2 separate regions of the Homo sapiens genome follow, and region 1 is linked to region 2. A link is an interaction called in ENCODE POLR2A ChIA-PET data of the cell type or tissue named here. Cell type or tissue: GM12878. All regions are shown on one strand.

Region 1 (4,000 bases), 79 kb after region 2:
GAAACCTGCACTAGGAAGACGGGATACACTTTCAATGTAGCTCCTATATTATTAGGCAGATACATTGAGACTATATAAATATCCTATTCCTTATCATGTTTTTACTCACCAGCTTTAGCATCCATTGATGTTTTCTAACTCCATCATTCCTTCTCTTTACTAGTGTTCTGCTATAAGGAAGAACATTTATTTTTACTTTTATACTTTATATTAGCATGGGCTCAAGATTCTTAATTTTACAGTGGGTTATAATCCATTACTGTCGTTATTTATATTTATGCTTAAATTGTCTCAGATTTTATCGGTCAGCACCTCAACCTGGCTCTTGTATTCTTTTGACACATTCTTGTCTTAGTGAGCTCAGGCTTCCATGACAAAATATCATAGACTGGGTGTCTTAAACAACAAAAATTTATTTTTTTCATGGTTCTAAAAGCTGGAAGTCCAAGATCAGGGAGCTGGCGTGGTTGGGTTTGAGTAAGGGCTCTCTTACTGGTTTGCAGACAGCTGTCTTCTCTCTGTGTGCTCATATGGCCTTTTCTCAGTGCATGCTGGTGGAGAGAGAGAGAGAGAGAAATCTCTCTTCTTCCTCTACTTACAAGTTCACCAGTCCTATCAACCTGGGGTCCTACTCTTATGACCTCATTTAACCTTAGTTACCTCCTAAAAGCCCTATCTCCAAATATAGTCAATGGCAGGTTAAGGCTTCAATATATGAATTTGTAGGGGACAAAATTCCATCCCTAGAAGTCCTCATTTTTTTTTTTTTTTTTTTTTTGGTGCACATTCCCTTACTTTCTGGAACAATAAGATGCTCTTGGTTCATTTTATACTTTTCCTGCTTCAACCCTGGAATCAGCAATCAGTCATTTCTCCAAGGGTCTGGGTTCCTCTTTTAAAAAATGCTTTCTGGGCCAGGCACAGTGGCTCATGCCTATAATCCCAGCACTTTGGGAGGTTGAGGCGGGCAGATCACTGGAGGTAAGGAGTTTGAGACCAGCCTGGCCAACGTGGTGAAACCCTGTCTCTACTAAAAATACAAAAATCAGCCAGGCATTGTGGTGGGTGCCTGTACTCCCAGCTACTCAGGAGGCTGAGGCAGGAGAATCGCTTGAACCCAAGAGGTGGAGGTTGCAGTGAGCTGAGATTGTGCCATTGCACCCCAGCCTGGGCAATAAGAGCGAGATTCCATCTCAAAAAAAAAAAACTGTTTTCTTGGTGAGAATAATATGCAGTCAGAACTGAGAACTAGAGTTCTAAAAAAATCCCCTCATGTATACCCACATTCTATAGATGAAGAAGCTGTTATTAAGAGATAGGGAATGACCAGCTCAAAGTCACACAGCAGGCGAGTGGCAGAACTGAGCCTGTAACTCTCACCTTTCCTCAGTCCAGCACTTTTTAAAAATTACAGCCTCCTGAGCCCTCACCATTTTGTTTGCAAGTGTCTTGTTGATTCACTCCATTACAGATTTAGGACATTATAACCAGGGACCCAGTCATTTTCCTTATTGGTATCTCCTCTGTACACGTGGCTTAGTGCTGAGCAGAGAGTAACTGCTCCATGAAACCTTGGGGCCTCAGATTATTTTTCTGACAGCCAGGTTCTGATGCTTCCTGTTTAGAAACCTGGAGTAGGAGGACAGGAGACATGGGTTTCACTGTAGCTCCTATATTCACTCACTGGGTGATGCATCAGTTCTCTTTGGGTTTCATTCTCATTGATACAAGGAGAGAAACCACACTACGTGGGCTCTCTGGTGATGTCTTGGGCAGAGTTTCCCAGACAATCTCTTCCCTACGGTCTTAGACACCCTGGGCAAAAGCCAAAACCGGCACACTGGCACGTCTCCCTCACGTAATTGGCCAAACTAAGTCACGTGATCAAACTCAAAGTCAAGAGGTGAGGAACTGTATCCTGGTTCTTAAGTGGCAGGGACCACAGAATCACGTGACAGTGACATGTTTCCAGTAAGAGATGAAGAATTGGGCCAGTTGTGCAATCATGCAATCTACTGCAAAAGGTTTTTTGTTTTTTTTTTTCACTTTGTTGCCCGGGTATTCCCTAAAACACCCAGAGACTCTAGCTCTTAAATATAAGGCTGATTAAAGCTGATCGATGCCACCTGACTATAATACTGTCACTTGAGTGAAGGTGCCAATGCTACGCAGCAAATGTAGGAGAGATGCTGTAGATTAACTGTATGTTTTTAGAAGCTATGGAGGCCCAGCCCCTCCTACAAGTCAGGGCTGAACCTAGTGGTCTAGTAAGATGGGGAGGCCTGATGAGAAGCAGGACACACACCTGGGATGTGCCTATGATGATTGAGATCTTCTGACAGAGGCTGCTCCTTTTGGAGCTAGGCAAGATAAAATGACACAATTTCCTTTGGGACCTGCAGGCTGCAAGAGCAATGGTACCTACCCCATCTGTTATTATGACATACGGACCCTGCCTGCAGTGCTGAGCAACTGTGACTCTGAGCCCCACTTGCTCTTCTTTCTTCTGGGTTTCAGAAAGGTTGGCCGGGCGTGGGGCTCATGCCTGTAATCAGAGCACTTTGGGAGGCTGAGGCGGGTGGATCACTTGAGCCAGGAGTTTGAGGCCAGCCTGGCCAACATGGCGAAACCCCACCTCTACTAAAAATACAAAAAATTAGCCAGGCATGGTGGTGGGTGCCTGTAATCCCAGCTACTTGGGAGGCTGAGGCAGGAGAATTGCTTGAACCCAGGAGGCAGAGGCTGCAGTGAGCCAAGATTGTGGCATTGCACTCCAGCCTGTTAAAAAAAAAAAAAAAAAGCAACTTTTCATGCTGCCTTTTACCTTATCTTTTATGTATACCTTGAGATTTAATGCCTCTGAGTACATGAGATGGAGGGCTTAAGAGAAGGGACTTGAGTTACCGTTTAGTTTGAATCCCGTCTCTACTAGCTTGCTGTGTGATCTTGGACAAGTCACTTAACCCATCTGTGCTCTAGTTTACTTATTTGTTAAAAGGGATAAAATAGAACTGACCTCATAGAGTTGTTATGAGCATTAAATTAGTTAATATATTTTATATGTTTGAAACAGGGCATGTCACATAGTAAGGAGTCTATAAGAGTTACTTATTATAAAAGGCAAAATCATTGAGAGAAAAAAATAATGCTTAATTTTCCTTCTATTCTTGAGAAGAGAGAAATTCAAACTCTTGAAGACACCCTGATCTCTTTCCACTGCACCCTCAGACCTCTGGAGGCAAAGGAGGTGATGCTGTCCCCTGTATTCCGACTGCTAACGTGGGAAGACCTCACACAACATTGCATGTCTGCTGAAATGTTAATTTATAATTCAGTGTAGAGACTGATTTTCCTTGGACTGTAAGAAGACTCCTTTTCTAGAACAGAAAAGATGAAAAGTATGTGCATGTAATTATGGTGTTTATGCCACTCTAAAAAAATTATTCCTAAATATTGTTTGGGTAGAATTATTTAGAGAATGAGGCTAGAACCATTCCAATCCCAAAGACTCCTCATTTGACTAAACTCTTCTATTCTTTGTTGAAAGGACTAGACTGGAGGTATATCAAGGCATGCAGATGACTAAACTATTGTGTGGGCTGTTAGAGGATTAATTATTTTAATACCTTTATTGATATATAATTTACTTATCATAAAATGCACTCATTGTAAATACATAATCCAATGATTTTTAAAGTAAAGTTACAGATTTTGCAACCATCACCCCAAATAAATTTTAGAACATTTTCACCAGCCCTAAAAAAATTATCTCAGGCCTGTCAATCATTGCTCCTAACCCCAGCCCCAAGCAAGCACTGATCCACTTTCTGTCTCTATAGATTTTCCTTTTCTGGAAATTTAATGTAAATGGAATCATACAATATATAGTCTCTTGAGTCTGGCTTCTTTCACTTAGCATAATGTCTTTGAGGTTAATTCATGTTGTCACATGTATCAGTGTTTTCTACATTTCTATTTCCAAATAACATTCCATTATCTG
Region 2 (4,000 bases):
CTACAGCATACTCTACTGTATGAATGCTATACTAAATATTGTAAGCAACTGTAATACATTGGTGAGTATTTGTGTATCTAAACATATCTAAGCACAGAAAAGGTACAGCAAAAACTTAGAATATAATCTTATGGGACCAGCATTGTGTACTTGTGGTCCATTGTTGACCTAAACCTCCTTATGCAGCACATGACTGTACTATATATATATGTGTAATTTCTCAATCAATTCTCCATGTATCTTGTTTTTTTTTTTTTCCAGTTCTCTGTTTGTGCTGTGTTTGGGAAGGTTTCTTCAATTCTATACTCCAGTTAACTACATCATTTCATTTGTGTCTGGTCTATTATTTTATTTTAGAAAGAAACAGCATGGATGGTCTATTATTTTGACTATCTGTTGAGTTATAGATTTCAACAAGGATATACTTTATTTCCAAGATAATAATTGGTTCCTCTTTACACCTCCCTGTTTTTTTGTGTTATAAATAATGAAAAACTCTTCTCACTTTGTGCATGTAACTCCCTCCCCTGTCCCTTCAAAGATTAAAAAATATGTATTATAAAGTTCTTCTCTGATTGCTCTAGCATCTTTCCTTCTTCAGTTGTGAAGTCCTTCATTTGTAGAATCAGTTAGTTGGATGTTCACATATGTTCTTTAATTTTTGTTTGTGAACTTATTTTCAAGGCAACTTTATGATTTCTTATGCCCTGTATCTGTGAGGGTGTGTATTTTAAGCCAGAGCCCATGTCAGCAGCTCAGGTTTGTACTCTCTTCCCATTCTACGTGGCCTGTGGTACAGGCTTAGGAGTCCATCTCATGTAGGTGACTTCATTTTGGCTCCTTGACACAGATAGGGTCCTGCTTTTTGGCTGTGACTAATGGTGGATGGTGCAGATGTTCCAGCACCATCCACAGCTAGCAGCCTGATTCTAGGTCCAGTTCTTCCCCTTTTTCCCTGGATGGACATTGACACCTCTGTTCTCATGGCTCATATTGGACCTATCCTCCATGGATTATGTGGCTTTGATTCCTACTTGAAACCCTAGAGTCCCGTCTTTCAGTTCATTTATTTTTAGGGATTACTCTCTATTTTTGATCTGTGATTCTCTTTTCTTATTTGCAAGCAATACTATGTAAATTTAAAAATAACTAAAGGTTTCTTTAAAAATTCTATGTCTTAGGAGCAGAAAAGGAAGGTTACTGAGTGTGTTCACTCGGATTTTGACCCCGTTTTATTTCACAACCTGCTTTTATATATTTTTTTAAACTTGATTATGTATTCTTGGAATTTTCCTTTATCACTACATAGACTTCTTAAACTTGATTTTCAATGGCTGCAGAGTGTTCAGTTCATACCACAATTATTTTAACAATTTCTCTCTTTTTCCACCATTAATAATATTCATTTGTGCTCCATAGGGGCATCCTTTTCAGTACCTCACACTTGTCCTGCCCTTTGCGTTTGTTACACGGTAAATGTTTGTTGATTGAATGAATCTAGTCATTGGCTCCGATGCCAGCTTGTTGGAGCTTCCGGATGAACATATCACAATATGGTTCAGGGCATTCGTGCAGTGTTTGTTCCCTCAATGCTGACTGATTTCATAGGTGTTTGCCAATTTTTCTCTTCTCTCTAGTGGGCAGATAATTACCAGCCATCCTGAGGATTAGCATAAATTGGGGGGTTACATACGAAAGGCCTGTAGAGAACTGCTGAGTAACAGCTCATCAGCAGGAGGTGGAAGTTGGTGCTCTTGTAACCTGGCAGCTCCAGAGTTTGGATGCGAGTGATGGGCCTTCCCATTAAACACTGAGAGCTCTCGAAAAGGGCAGACGCACAGATCGGAATGTTGGTGGAGCCCACTCAGCTCCTGCTAAAGAGGCATCAGGTAGTTCCTGGGAGAGTGGGGAGACCTATCTTTAGTCTTTTCCATGAGGCATGTCAGATGCGATCATCAACACCTCCTCACTTAAGTCATCAGAGACCAACAGGCGTCCTCCCGGTAGCGTGACTCACACTCCAAGTAGCCCTCAGGGGTTGCTGACAATCGTTTGGGCCCTGAAGAGCTGTGGTCTGGTGGGTTTGCAGCGGTGTTTATCTTCTTTCTCATAGCCTCAGATGGAAAATGCTACTGTAGGCAGAGTGAGTGGGGAAAGAGAGAGAAAGAGGGCTGTGCAGAAGAGAAACAGGAACTGAATCTCTGGTTTGTAATAGAGAGTTGGTAGCCTCTGATAAGTCATCACATAAATGAGACATTATAAGGTTATTAATTGGTGTCTTTTGTTTGTCCTGCATCCCCCATCCTTGATCTTTCAACTTCTAATTCTTTGCCAACATTTTAAAGTTGGAAGACATCCCATTGAAAAGAAAATCCAAACTTCATGCTGCTTTGAAACAGTCAGAAGGCCTGGCCATACTGGCCCCGATTCCCCCTATGGCAACAGTTGGCTGGAGATGAATCTCATCCCCCAACCCCACCTGCCACGATCCCTGCCCTCCCACTGCCATCCTGGGACAGGACAGGTGCCCCTCCTTTCTTAAATTCCCCAAAGTCACTTCACTTCACTTCACTTCACTCATTTATGTTACATACACAGTATCCTGAAGGCACTTGGCTGTGAGGCCTATGATGTAGGTGAGGGAAGTAGCTCTTCCAGGGGCTGCTCCTGGATAAGACGGCAGATCTATGGCATGTATGCAACCATGGATGCCATGTTCACTGCTGCCATCATTAATCTCCTATAACACCTGGCCCTGTTGAGCCCACTGGCCTTAAGGCCTTCTCAACACAGTACTCCAGGCAGCCATGATGAATCAACTTGAGTTGGAAGATCCAAGAAAACCTTGGACAAAGAGTCTGAAGAATGAAATTCAATTTTCAAAAATACCTGTGTGACCTTAGAAAAGGCCCTTCACCTGTCTGAACCTCTGGTTCTCCTGCAAAATGAGGATTTGGGACAAAATTATCACTAAGATCTCTTCCAGCTCTGAAAATTTTGTGCCTCATCAAGGAAAGACTGGCAACAAACATACCAAAATATGAATAGCAGTTATCTTTGGGGTGGTAGACTCATGGCTGCTTTAATCTTTTAAAGAATGTCATTATCAAGTGGTTAATATATTGTACTTTGAGTTAGATTGCCTGAATTTAAATTCAGGGATTCCACCTCTTACTGGCTGGGTGATCATGGGGAAGTTCTTAATATCTTGAGCCTCAATGTCTTCATCTCTAAAATGGGAACAATAATAGCATCCACTTTGTAGAGTTGTGAGATTTAAATGACATCATGGATATTAGTCCATGTCTCAGTGCCTACCTTATAATAAATGCTTATTACAGGAATGCTATTGTTATTGTGTCTGCATTTTTTAGTTTTTATTTTTCTCCAGTGTACATGTACTTTTTAATAACCAGAAAGAGTGATTAAGGATGATGTGGTTACATGAGGGTATGCTCTGAAAGAAACTGGGAGTGAATCCCACAGAACTGTCAGAAGTGGAGGGTCTAACATGAAATGATTTGTATTTTCTTAACTGAGACAATCAGAAGCTTCCTTTGCCTTTGTAGGACTTGCTGAGAGCTTTATCCTGGCAAACGGAAGCTAAATGTGGCCAGCATGAAAGTGATCGCAGGAGAAGACTATCTCATTGACCTTTGCACTAAATGACTCCACCAACTGGACCATATGTTTGCACGAGGCTTAGGGATTTAGAGTGTGGACATATATAGTTTCTCATTTTATCTCTGCCAAGGATTAATAACTCAGTGATAGCCTGGGAAACCTGGCAGCTCCAACGGTATTTGTTTAAAGAATCTCTATTTTCAGATGAGGAAATAAAGGATCTGGGAGTTGCAGTAATTTGTGCATTGTTCAAAGCTGTAACTAGAACCTAGGGCTTTGGGTTCTTATTCTTTTGCTCTTATTTTATTACCCTTTCAAGTTAATGACTACGAATACATTTGATTTAGGGAAGGGGCTCAGATGCAAGACAAATAAC

Evidence for each region. ChIA-PET counts read pairs that join two places held together with the same protein. Peaks named below come from ENCODE experiments on the same cell type or tissue, not always from the same donor. Only the 100,000 strongest peaks of a DNase experiment are listed, where the experiment ranks them.
Region 1: POLR2A ChIA-PET joins it to region 2 with 5 read pairs; 1 of 35 experiments calls an interaction of 5 or more read pairs at or near these places.

The regions. Positions count from the first base shown.
Region 1 is chr16:10,091,662-10,095,661 of GRCh38, reverse strand. The region is part of intron 2 of GRIN2A (glutamate ionotropic receptor NMDA type subunit 2A); the gene reads left to right. Among named protein-coding and RNA genes, the nearest start is that of GRIN2A, 89 kb to the left of the region's middle. In GM12878, no CTCF peak of the experiment used is centred here; a DNase peak (open chromatin) is centred at 1,937.
Region 2 is chr16:10,171,098-10,175,097 of GRCh38, reverse strand. The region is part of intron 2 of GRIN2A (glutamate ionotropic receptor NMDA type subunit 2A); the gene reads left to right. Among named protein-coding and RNA genes, the nearest start is that of GRIN2A, 9.3 kb to the left of the region's middle. In GM12878, no CTCF peak of the experiment used is centred here; a DNase peak (open chromatin) is centred at 2,143.